Linked DNA regions of Homo sapiens: region 2 is linked to region 1. A link is a contact called in ENCODE Hi-C data. All regions are on one chromosome and are shown on one strand. Each heading gives the region's core, a stretch centred on a gene start or an enhancer-like site at or near the end of the contact. The rest is flanking DNA. Distances are from core to core; before and after follow the strand shown.

Evidence for each region. A loop is a pair of places that touch in the nucleus more often than their neighbours do. Pooled maps may share reads with other maps.
Region 2: a loop to region 1 is called in a pooled map of posterior vena cava, with 14 times the contacts of the local background. The contact joins two enhancer-like sites. A Hi-C loop is called at or near these places in 3 of 168 maps with a recorded cell type or tissue (CD14-positive monocyte, DLD1 and sciatic nerve) and 5 of 50 pooled maps.

The regions. Positions count from the first base shown.
Region 1 is chr6:170,196,256-170,203,113 of GRCh38, reverse strand. It overlaps the pseudogene RPL12P23. Among named protein-coding and RNA genes, the nearest start is that of LINC01624, 73 kb to the left of the region's middle. Within about 2 kb of position 2,598, at least 3 of the 41 ENCODE cell types and tissues checked have a DNase peak (open chromatin) inside an H3K27ac peak, as active enhancers do.
Region 2 is chr6:170,238,966-170,245,450 of GRCh38, reverse strand. No RefSeq gene overlaps it. Among named protein-coding and RNA genes, the nearest start is that of LINC01624, 30 kb to the left of the region's middle. RefSeq lists enhancers at 1-286, 287-1,052. Within about 2 kb of position 1,408, at least 4 of the 41 ENCODE cell types and tissues checked have a DNase peak (open chromatin) inside an H3K27ac peak, as active enhancers do.

The DNA.
Region 1 (6,858 bases), core at 1,349-3,848:
CCTGACCTGGACTCCTCCTCGACTCCATGGCGTCTGCAAGTCTTAAAAGCTCTACCTGGGAGACCTCTCCAGCCTTTAGCCCTGCCTGCCCTCCTTCACTGCCATCCTGTCCAGCCCACCATGACTTCTTTCCCACAGATGGAAGTGCAGAAAGTAGACTGGGCCTTCCTTTGCCACATTCGTCAGCTTTCTGAGTGGGAGCTGGAGGTGGTGCTTCCACTGCCCTGCTGTACCCACCCAGCCTCTCTGTGGCTCCTCAAGCCTCTCGAGACACTCCTGTGCCAGGGCCTTTGCACACACTTTTCTCCCTGCCTGAGCACCTCCAACTCCCTCCCTCCTCAGGTCTCTGCTGAAAGTCACCTTCTCAGTGAGGACATCTTGAAACGCACCCCATTCCCTGCTCTGTTACTTTCCAAAGCGCTCGTCATCATCTGTGGTGTATTTCACACTGACCTTGCTCTCACTGTAAGCTCAGGGAGGGCGGGGGGCTTCCATCTCTCTGTTCACGTCTCTCCCCCAGGGCCCAGAACCTTGAGCAGACAGCGGGGGCTCAGAAAACACTTGTGGAATGCGTGAACGAGCATACGTGGATTATGTTTTAAATGGTTATCCTTGGGGAATAGGAAAGAAATTGACTTGATGTTGATGTCACTCAGTTCTGTTGTGAATTTTAATAGGCTGTAGATGCTATAGAATTTTCTAGTAATCATACCTCCCACAAATAATGAGAGTTTTGGCTCATTCCTTCAGTTTCTTGCATCTTTTAGCATTTTTTATTGTTTTATTGCATGGGTCAGGGCTTCTAATGCAGAGTCAAAGGGAAGTGGTGAGAGGGGAGGTCCACACTGTTCTTGTCAATGGGAATACTTCTAAGGTTTCAGCATTAAGTATGAGTTTATTATTCTTTACAGATAGCTTTTGGTTAGTTACAATGTTCCTTTCTATTCCTAGTTTGCTAAGAATATATTTTGCATTTTGTAGCCATGGATGAGTATACAATTGCATCAAATAGTTTTTAATAAAACATTGATTATAAACTATTATAATACTATTATAACTATCAGTTACTAAATTATTGAGATAATTTTTTTCCTTTCAGATAGTATTATATATTTAGTAACAAGTAATATGTTAATTGTACAAACATATTGTTTTGATGTTGAATTACTCTTCCTTTGCTGACATAGTACTAATTGGCTGTGATGTAATTTTTTTTTTTTAGATGTAACTCACTTCTTTCTTGGGGGAGTTTTCTTAAGCATTTTTACATAAGGGAGATTATTAAAAAGTTTCTCCTGCTGTGCTGTGGTCTGGATATTTGCACCCCACCAAATTCATAAATTGAAATCTTGGAACCCCCAAGGTTATGGTGGAGGAGGTGAGATCCTTGGGAAGTGACACAGTCATGAGGGCAGAGCCTCACAAATAGGATCAGTGTCTTATAAAAGGAACCCCAGAGAGCTCCCTCAGCCCTTCCATCACGTGAGGACACAGCAAGAAGATGGCCATTCACCCATAAACCTGGAATAGGCCCTCACAGACACCGAACCTGCTGACACCGCGATCTTGGACTTCCAGGCTCCAAAAGGTGAGAGGCGAGTTTCTGCTGTGTATCAGCGCCCCCGTCTATGACATTTTGTCCCAGTAGCCTGGATGGACTGAGGCACATGGTCCTTGTTTGATGTTTTATATCTAGGGTATAGCAGCCTGATAAAATAGAGTGAATAGTAGTTCCTACTTTTCTATTCCGTGAAACGGTGTGGGAGGGACGGGAGCTGCTGCTCCCTTTATGGTCTGGCAAGACTTTCCAGTATAACCACCTAGGACTGAAAACTTACAGTAAAGGTTGGTTTTTGAATGTATTTTTTTTTGTTTTAATGATTATTCCTTCATTTACTTTTTATATATTTCATCTTGGTTTGATTTTGACTATATATTTAAAAATACTATCATCAACTTTATTGAAGTTTTAAAATTATGGCTACATGATACATCATTCATGATATTCTCTTGTAATTAAATTTGTTTCATTTCATTTCAAATAATGTATGTGGTGTCTTTTCTATTTTTTCTTGTTTTAGTTTTTCTAGGGTTTTATCTATACTTTTAGTTTTGTCAAAGAACCAACTTATTATCTTGTCTTATTAATTTATTATTTTCAGTTTCCTTACTTTATGCTCTTTGATGTGCAGGAGATGGCTTGGATTGAATTTCCATCACTTGTAGCCAAAAATGGCCTTACTAACCTGAGTTTTGCCTGTTTCCCGTAATGTGAGTCATTCTCCTTGGCACTCTCTGCACACCAGCTCCTCCTGGCCACTGTAGGTCTGGCCGGAAGCTGTGTCCAGGCTTTCTGGTGGGATTCGAGTGCCACCCTTCCTTCTGAGATTTTATTCTGTCCTGGGGTTCACATCCCTACAGGGAAAGCCTTGGGCTCCCAAATGTCCCCTCATTTGCTGTGAGCTCTGGGACGAGGCAGCCTGGTGTTTTCTTCTGCCTCTGCACAGATGCTGTCGGGGAGGCTGCTCTTCTCCGGGACACCTTTGACTGTTCCGTGGGTGGCCTGTTTATGCCTCAGTCCACTTCTCTTCGCCTGTGAGGGCTGGGGAGGATTCTTGGCGGGGGACTCATGCTCTTACTGTCTCTCCCCTGCTTCTGGGATGTGGGCGGTGAGATGAGACAGAGCCCTTATTTTCTCTTCATCTTACCATTTTGAAATTTATGACATCTTTCCTTATGTTACTGCTATTCATTATTTTTTGTTTTTAACTGCATTTTCTACTACTCATTTACTTTTTGTTTTTTTGGGTCGTGAGTGATCCTTTATTGAAATATTTTCCTTTGTGCTTCTTAACTAGCCAGCACTCCACATTTCATGGTCATCCGTGGCATGATGAGGTGGTGCCATCGACACCGTGGCTTGCAGACTGGGCAGTCCCTAGGAGCTCTAGTGGTTCCAGAGAGTTCTCTGGCTAAAGATCGGTGCTGCATCTGTCTGGCAATGTTGACAATCTCATCGCAAGTGATATTTCCACTCTAATATTTTTCTGTTTCTTTCTGCTTCTTGGTGGTTCCTTGAGGGCTTTGATAATCAGAGCAGAGGCAGATGGCATGGCCTCCGCCTGGGCCTGTCTGTTCTAATGGTCGGTTTCCCTGTGGTCCTCAGAACCTTCTAGTCCCTGGTTGCCTTGGTGATGTCATCAGCAACCTTTTCTGGAGACAGACCCAGGGGGCCAATCTGGGGGGCCAGGGCAGACGTGGCACTGACTTCAGCACCAGTGAACTTAGGAATTCGACTTTGATCTCCTTGGGGTCAAACTTAGGTGCATGGTGGCGGTGGCCACTGTCAGGTAAACCCAGATTTGGGACAACCAAGAAAGTTTCACCTTGGTCTCTCCTGAGCTGAAAATAAAGAGCTAATTTTTTGTTGTCTTTTTAATAAACAGTTTCCTTTGGTGCATTTCGTTAGGTTTGGTGGGAGAGGATTTTGCGATTCAGCTTCATGTCACTGTCACCATCTTTGTCTGGGAGACCAGGATGTTTATCTTATTTAAATGATAGAGAAGCCACAGAGAAGCCATTGATTCTTTGAAATATGTCCTTCCTGGGTAAATACCTAGTTAATCAAAGTAGAAAGGTTTTTAAAATGTTTTAGTTTGCCTTATTTTTGAATTATTATTGTTATTATTATTTATTGATTTCTTTATTTTTGAGACAGAGTCTCGCTCCTTTGCCCAGGATGGAGTGCAGTGGCACGATCTTGGCACATTGCAAGCTCTGCCTCCCGGGTTCACGCCATCCTCCTGCCTCAGCATCCCGAGTAGCTGGGACTACAGGCGTCTGCCACCATGCCCGGCTAATTTTTTTGTACTTTTTTTAGTAGAGACGGGGTTTCACCGTGTTAGCCAGGATGGTATTATTCTTATTTTGAAATCACACTTTTAACTTGGAGATAATTATAGGTTAATATGCTGTTGTTAGAAATACCACAGAGGCTGTGTGTGGCCTTTACCCAACTTCCCCATTCATCACATTTGGTAAATGGTGGCACAATCACATAACCTGGATGATGCCATCGGTGCAGTCAAGACGCAGGCCATTCCCATCAATCCCAGATCCTCCTGCCTCCATCCCCATTCTCAGCCCCTGGTGACTACTCACAGGTTCTCCGTTTTAATAATTTTGTCATTCCAAGAATGTCACATAAGTGAAACTATGCAGTGTATGCCTTTTGAGATTGTCTTTTTTTTCCACTCAGCGTGGTTTTCTGGAAATCCATCTGAATTGTGTATCTGTAGTGTGTTTCCTTTCTTGCCTGGCTGTATTTCACAGTGTGGATGCACTATGGTTTGTTTAACCTTTCTGGTTGGAGGACATCTGTGTGTTTTCCCCTTTTGGGCTATTACAAATAAAGCTGCTACAAACATTTGTACTCAGGATTGTGTGTGAACATATGTCTTCTTTTCTCTGGGATAAATACCCTGGAGTATTATTGCTGGGTTGTATGACAGTTGCATATTTTGCTTTTTAAGAATCTGCCAAACTGTTTTTCAGAGTGACTGTCCATTGTGCATTCCCACCCACAATACGTGGGTGATGCTTCCCCCACATCCTTCCTGGTATTTGAAGTTATAATTATTTTTATTAGTCATTTTGATAGGGGTGTCGTGGTTTTAGTTTGCATTTCCCTAATGGCTAATGATTCTGAACATCTTTTCATGTGCTCATTTGCCCTCTGTATATTCTTCTAGGTAACTAAGTCTGTTCATGTCTTTTGCCCATTATCTAGCTGGAGTGTTTATTTTCTTTCTATTGAGTTTGAGAGTTCTTTATATATTCTGGATATCAGCCCTGGGACATATGGTTTGCAAACATTTTTTCTCAGTTTGTGGCTTGTCTTTTGATCCTCTTAACAAGGTCTTTTACAGAGCAAAAGTTTTACATTTTGATGAAGTCAATTTATCAATGTTTCATTTTATGGATTAGGTTTTGATGTCAAGTCTAAGAACTTTGCCTAGCTCTAGATCCTGAAGATTTTCTCCTATGACTTTTTTCCTAGAAATGTTATCATTTTTATGTTTTGCCTTTAAATCTGTGATCCATTTTGAGTTAACTTTTGTATAAGGTGTGAAATTTAGGTCATGGGGAAATGCCGCCATGTTTTTCCTGGGGATATTTAATTTCTCCAGCACTACTAACTCAGAGAGTGATCTTTCCTCCATTTAATTGTTTTTGTACTTTAAAAAAAATCTGCTGGGCATATTTGTGCAGGTTTGTTTCTGGGTTGTTTATTCTATTCTATTGACCCATGTGTCTACCTCTGTCAATATTATAGTGTCAATTACAATAGGGGTATAGTAAGTTTTCAAATCACGTAGACTGATTCCGTTAACTTCCTTCTTATTTCTCAAAATTGTTTTAGCTAGGCTAGCTTTGTCTGTCTGTATGCATTTTTGAATAATCTTGTCTAAATCCAAAAAAATCCTGTTGGGAGTTTGACAGAAATTGTGTCAAATTTATATATTGATTTGCAAAGAATTGACATCTTTATTGTGTGGGGGCCTTCCAATCTATGAACATGGTATCTCTCCCCATTTTTATAGCTCTTCTCTGATTTCTTTTATGAATGTTGTGTAGTGTTCCACACACACACACACTGTCCATGGTGTTTTAGATTTATAGCTTAGTAGTTTATGTTTTTTCAGCAATTGTAAATGGTATTGTATTTTAAAATTTAGTGACCATGTGTTTGTTATGAACAAGAAGAAATACAATTGATTTCTGTAGGTTTCTCTTATATCTTGTGACCTTGTTGAACTCTCTTATTAGTTCTTTCATAGATTTCTCGGAATTTTCTACGTAGACAGTCATGTGATTTGCAAACAGGGACAGTTTATTTGTTTTCTATCTGTATGCTTTTCCTTTTATTTTGTCATTGCACTGGCTAAACTTCCAGAACTATGTTGAATAAAAGTGGTGAGAATGAATAGGCTTAGTGTGTTTCCAATTTTAGGGAAAAGCATCAATATTCACCATTAAGTACAATGTTAATGAATGGTAGAATTTGACAGATGCTCTTTATCTAGTTGAAGACGTTTCCCTGTATTTTTATTTTTATGAGATTAAAAAAACCCAAGATGGACATTACATTTTGTCAAATTTTTTTTTGCATCAACCGATACGATGATGTGGTTTGCCTTCTTTAGTCTGTTACGTGGTGGATTATAATGATTAGTTTTTGAAGATTAAACTAGCCTTGAATTTCTGGAATAAACCACACACTTGGTCATGGTGTATAATTTCTTCCATATGTTAATAAATTTTATTTTCTAATGTTTGTTAAGGATTTTTACACCTGTGTTCATGAGGGATATTGGTTTGCTGCTGTTTTTTTGGTGCTGTCTTTGGTTTTGGTATCAGGGTAATACTAGCTTCATAAAATGAATTGGGAAGTGCTGCTGCTTCTATTTTCTGGAAGAGATTTTATAGAATTGGTGTTAATTCTTCTATGAAGCTTTAGTAGAATTCTCCACTGAAACTGTCTGAGCCTGGAAATTTCTTTCTCTGGGGGCCTTAAAAGCACAAACTCAATATCCTTAAGTGTTAAAGCGCTATTAAATTACCTATTTTAAATTGGGTGAATTGTAATAGATTGCATTTTTAAAGGAACTTGTCAAGTTTGTCTAAGTTGCCAAATTTAGTTTTATAGAGTTATTCAAAGTATTCTCTTATTATTCTTTTGATGGCTCTAGGATTTGTAGTGATAGCCCCTGTTTTATTGCAGACATTGATAATTTGTGTCCTCTCTCTCTTTTCAGTCTTTCTAGAGGTTTGTCAATTTTATTGTTTTTGTTTCAG
Region 2 (6,485 bases), core at 159-2,658, 44 kb before region 1:
GAGAAAACAAGCTCCTCGTGTGTCTCTGCCAGGTGCACAGTTGGCCTTCAGTCAACGTCCCCTGCTCAGCAAGTTGCTGATTATTTACAAATTTAGAATATCCAGAATTCCTGAATATTCAATATGGCATTACTCATCAGCACTGAAATTTCTAACTGAAGAAAGTCTTTTCCTGCTCCGAACTTACTTTAAAAGTCTGGTTGTACTCAAATATCATCTGCAAAGTGGTCGTGTGGCCTGGAGACCTTGCAGTCGACAGACAAAGCGGCCACAGACAGGGAGCTGAGGTCATCTGGGGCGGCCACAAGCCTCTCTCGCGGGGCCCTGTGTCCTGCGGGGACAGCGAACCACAGCGCTCCCTCAGCTCAGCCACCTAGGACCAGCCACAGTGGGGGGCCCGTGAGGAGGATGGTGCAGCTGTGGGGCCATCCTGACACCTGGCCATTCGTAGGAAGGCCGTTTGCTCTCAGGAAGTGATTAGGGGAGATCCCCGGGGCCTCCCTGAGCTCTCGGGAGTGTTTTGGGGACACAGAGCCGAGTTGCCAAGGGCGGCCCTGCTGTTGACAGGCTGCTGTCCTTCTACGTCTGGGCCTCAGAGCATCTTCCAGGGGAACTGCAGTTCTGTGTGCAGGCGCTGCCTCAGTAAGTTTCCCGCCTCGGAAAGGTCCCCGCAGCAGCTCTGGATGTTTGGGCGTTTGACCAAGGGTGAGGCCCAGGGACAGCTTGGGACACTGCGTGCATGCACAGCCAGGCTGCACCCCATTAGCAGAAGGTGTTTAACACTCGACACATAAATAATAGCGTTCACACACACATCTTATCACAATGCTTAATAGCCTTATCAAGAATCAGGAGAAAACAATGCATCCTTTTATAGCATTTTAAGTTAAAGAAACAAAAACAGTGAGAGAGGAGAAAGCTGCCCTGCCAAGAACCGTTCCTGTCTCCCTGGCCCTCAGCACTATTTATGACAGTACCCGCGGGTCGTCGCAGTTATTATTATTGTTGTAAATGCTCCTAGAAGTGGGCCGTCCCTCCCCAGCAGACAGACCTCCCTCTCAGCCGGCCTCTCCTGTTGAGCTTAATTGAATGTCCCGATGCATAGGAGGAGGGTTAATGGCATAACTCAGTCACACAATATCTTGGATTACAGACAGCCAGCAAGCAAAGGCCCGGCAGCATGGCAACGGGGCCGGCACCGTGGGAACAGGCGGGCGGACAATGATGGGATTGACAGTGTGCATGGAAAGGCCACCTTTGGGAGAAACCGTATCTCCCAGCATGCTGGGGAAAGTGAGAAATAGTGGCAGATGCTGCTGGACTGCAGCAACAGATGCTTCTGGCCGGGCCCCGCCAGCCAACCAGATCACACGTCGCTAAGTAGGGAGCACTGCTCCCCGCCCCCGCTCTTTGTCGGAGGGAGGCAGCAAATACAAATATTGCAGAGGAATTAGAAACAGCAGATGGTGGCAGCAGGGCTGGATGAGGTCAGGGTTAGGCACAGGCACATTTGGTGGTGGCATTAATCACCCCTTCCTCTGGGAGTGGAGAGCTCAGGCCTCCAGCACAGCCCGGAGCTGACCACCTCCCTGCGCTTCACTCCGCCCCTCCCCGACGCCTGCCCCGCTGCCTGCCCCCCTCTCGAAGGAGGCTGAGCCCACAGATCAGCTTTTAGATGTCTCATCCAATTTAGCAGAGTTTAAAAGAACATATGTTGAATATTTTGTTAATTCAATTTGTGTTTAAATAATTGATGTTGGCCAGTTCCAAATGTGAGATTCTAAAGGGCTCATATGCTGGTTTGATGCATTATCTATCATCCTATTGTGCGAGGTCAGTTGTTTTCATTACAAGACAAATACTCACTCTCTCTTTATTATGAGCTCAGGCGGCACCCAGTTTAGAGTGTCTGTAATCAGGAGTGTTCAGAAAGAAGTTCTTGTAAATCGCAGACTCCTCAGTGGAAGGTCAGCGGGCAGAGGAGAGACCTGATTCCCCGTGACCTCTGGGGATGGAAATTCCACTCTGGAGACTTTCTCGGGAGGACGTTCTGGTTTCACTGAAAGGAGTATGACTCTGTGAGGAGGGAGAATGTGATTTGGTGTGTGCTTGCATGTGGCGGGACTGGCGTCTGCCGTCCATATATGTGAGTGTGTCTTTGTGTTCCTGTGTGCTGACTGGAGGTGCTGTGTGTGTGTGTGTGTGTGTGTGTGTAGGTGTAGACATCCCTTAATAGCTTACCTTATGAAAAATAAAACCTGTGGGGTCGGGTGCGGTGGCTCACGCCTGTAATCCCAGCACTTTAGGAGGCCGAGGCGGGCAGATCACTAGGTCAGGAGATGGAGACCATCCTGGCTAACACGGTGAAACCCTGTCTCTACTAAAAATACAAAAATTAGCCAGGCATGGTGGTGGGCACCTGTATTCCCAGCTACTGGGCAGGCCGAGGCAGAAGAATGGCATGAACCCGGGAGGCAGAGGTTGCAGTGAGCCGAGATTGCGCCATTGCACTCCAGCCTGGGTGATAGAGCAAGACTCTGTCTCAAAAAAAAAAAAAGAGAGAGAGAGAGAAAGAAAACTTGTGTTCTAAATGCTTTCAGAAATGAATCCAAAGATTCTTTAAGGGTTATCACATTTACGGCCAACACGATAGTAGGATTTCTTACAACGTTTATGTTTTAATACCTTAAGCCACACCTGCGTCTTTTCCAAGGCTCAGAGATGGCTTCCTGACCGCACAGAGGAGTGTCTTGGGGCAGACCTGTGGGCTGTGAGGGGCTTTGCCTGTCGAGCCCTCTGTAGGCCTGGATCCTGCCTCAGGCACCCTGTACTCAAAGCGTCTCTGTTGGGGCCGTTACGGTCTGCGATGGTATAGCAAGGGGCAAGTGTGAAGAATTCCAAGTCTTTGACCTTAAATAAAATGTTTCTCTCCTTGAGGTAGAAAGAAATCTAGATGTGATTTTTATGCTTATGAACACAATTTGTTCCAATTCAAAAGTAATTGCTGCTCATTCTAGAAAATCTAGAGAAGAAAGAAGTAGAAAAATAAAATCATTTGTGTCTCGCCAGCATAGGCAGCACTGGCCATGTGGTATTCCTTCCTTTCCCACGTGTAATGTCCGCTGTCTGTGTTTAGAGTTAGGGTCACTGGTATTTCTTTTTTTCTTTTCTTTTTTTTTTTTTGAGACAGAGTTTTGCTCTTTTTGCCCAGGCTGGAGTGCAGTGGCGCGATCTCGGCTCACTGCAACCTCCGCCTCCCGGGTTCAAGCGATTCTCCTGCCTCAGCCTCCCAAGTAGCTGGGATTACAGGCACCTGCCACCATGCCCGGCTAATTTTTTTATTTATTTTTATTTTTATTTTTAGTAGAGACGGAGTTTCACCATGTTGGCCAGGATGGTCTCGACCTCCTGACCTCGTGATCTGCCCACCTCGGCCTCCCAAAGTGCTGGGGTTACAGGCGTGAGCCACCGCGCCCGGCCTGAGACCGGTATTTCTTCCTCCCTTTCCCATGCGTAACGTCCACTGTCTGTGTTTAGAGTTAGGGTCACAGCTTCACTTTAAACCTTGATTCGTTTGCTTCACATTATTATGTGTGCATGTCTCTGCCTTTGTCTTGTCTATATAATAGTCCACTGACTTGATATATTCTCTTATTTAACATTTTCTTCTTTTTAATACTTATTTGAACATTTGAAATGGTAAAAGTCTTTGCTTTCACAGACAATTCTGGGATAAACTTGCTTTAAAGATATTTTCTTTTTCTAGAGCTAAAAAAACTTATTTGGGCTAACTTTTCAGGAGTAGAATAATGGGACACATGTAGAAACAGGAAACAAGGCCAGGCACGGTGGCTCATGCCTGTAATCCCAGCACTTTCGGAGGCTGAGGCAGGTGGACTGCCTGAGCTCAGGAGTTCAAGACCAACCTTGGCAACACAGTGAAACCCCATCTCTACAAAAAACAAAAAAACTTACCTGGGCGTGACGGCACACACCTGTAATCCCAGCTACTTGGGAGGCTGAGGCAGGAGGATTGCTTGAAGGCAGAGGTTGCAGTGAGCCAAAATATCACTGCACTCCAGCCTGGGCAACAGAGCCAGACTCCATCTAAAAAAAAAAAAAAAAGAAATATGAAACAAAATAATTTCCCTTTCTTTCAGTTCATAAAGAGACATTGTAGCTAGCTGAAAGAAAGAAGAAAGAAAAAACTAACAGAGCCACTGTTAATATGTAATGTGTATCCTTAAAGTTTTCCTCCCTTTGCTTATATTACATACATCTTTCTCAAAACTGGGGTCCTTCAGTTTTGTAAGCAGCTTTCCTTTAATTGTGAGAAAAACCCACATAGCATTAAACTCACTCTCCTCAAAATTCCCATGCGCGTGGTGTGATACTGCCAGCCGCACACTCATTGCCGTGCAATGGAACTAGTTCTTTAACTACGATGTTGTGAGCATCTTCCTGTGTCATTAAATATTCTTTAAAACATGATTTTATCATGTCTAGAAAGTGTTTAATCATACAGATATTCTAAAATTTACTTAACCCCCTTTCATTGATCATGATTGTTGCATCTATTTATTACTCCTATTAAATAAAGCTGCGATGAATATGCTCGTATAAAAATGGTTCCATAAACTTCTAATTATTTCTTTAAGATCAATTTTGGGAAACAGAATTACTGGTTAAAATGCACAAACCTTTGAAAGGTTCTCAGTTATACGCTACATTGTCCTCCCAATATCTGAACGTGTGTGTGTAGTTTATGACAGTTTCTTGTGTCCTTGCTAACTCTAAATACAGATACTAAATATTATGGAATATTTATAAATGTATTTATTATAATATTTATCACATTAATAATATAGATACTAAAAAGTTTGCAAATTTGGTACCATGTACAATTTTAATTACTTGTGAATCTAACCTATAAAAATATGTTCATGGTTCACTTGCATTTCTTCTTGGTGAACTGCTTATTCTAGAACCCACTTCAGATGCTTCATACTTAGGGACGAGCTACTTCCTGAAAGCGTGGCCCCATTTTACTCTTACATGGGATCTGCGGTGGATTTGGGAAAACCAGGTTGACTTTGCCTGCGTCCCTGTGTCCCTGAGTTCAGGTAGAATTGTGCTGTTTTAACTGGGTCTGGAATCCTTCGGTCTCTTGGAAACCACAGGGCCCTTTCCCCACGGACAACAGGTTGAGTGGTGTTTTCTCTCCTCTCTGTGTATTACAGGACATGGGGGTCTGCTGGAGAGTTCTTAGGAAGGAGCTACCACTCCCCAGGCCCCTCAGCCCTTCCTAATTCTTCTGGGGCTGGAGTATCCTACTGATCAGTAGTTCAGTCATTCCAAACTAAGGTCTGGTGGGGGACCTGAGTTCTGGGTTTGGGGGACTCCACTTATGTCAAGCTCAGCAAGCATGCAGGGAACAAGGATGCTGCTTTTTGAAGAGATGTGTGTCACCCACCCCACTGACACCCGTGTGGGCTCAAGCCTGGGCACTCTTGCCATGGTTTCTGGGACAAGGCAGCAGGCAGTGATGGCCACTGGAGGCGTGGAAGCTGGAGGCGTGGCCCCTGGAGATGTGGTATTCCCAGTAGGAGGTCTCCGTGTGGGCTTTGTTGGTTTTGTGAGACTTTTAAAACTGGGCAAAATGGTGGGTGTTGGTGAGTTTTTCTAGGTAAATGGTCAGTTTCTTTCACTGGCTTGTCAAAGGAGTCCGTGGCTCTGAGACAGAGAAGTCAGAGACATTTGAGGTGGAGGCTAGCCAGCAACCAACCTAATTGCAGATGGTGGTTTGAAATTTCTTCTACGCATAATTGTTAGTGTCTACAGGATGTTCTATTGGTACAGATTCTAAGTTTATTTAACTAGCCCCCTTTTGTTGGGCATTTATGTTCTAGCTATATTTTGTTATAAATATATATTTTTATGACTGAGTTCTTGTTCTGATGCCTAGCATTTTGCAGCCTTGGTTCCTTCTGATGTCTAACAGGAGTCTTTGCAGTTGAGCCCATTGTTTATACTTCAGAGGCCTGGGAGCAGTGGCCAGTGCACGCCCCCAACACTCACTCCCAGTTTAGTTTTCAAGGCCACTCTGGGCGTCGAGGCTGATAAAACCACACAGCCATACTCACAGGCTCTCTAGAAAACACGTTTCAAGCCTCCCAAACCATTGATATTTTAGCTTAGAAGAAAGCGATGCTCTGAACTGATCACGCCGTATTAGTGGCGCTGCACCTGCCTTTCTTGTTCCTGGGGGAGTCTGGCCCCCGACATCCCTTGGAACGGTGTGCCACACAGAAGTTGACAAGGAGCTTCTCTCTTCCACTGTGGGCTGGTGCAGGCATCACCGTGAAGCAGGGGGAAGAGTCACGAGGGGCTCTGCTGGAGTCCCCCAGACATCGGGCTTTTCGCTCCATTGCTGTTGGTGGAGAGGGTCCTGTGAGCCAGGCACTGGGTCAGCCCCGGGACTCAGA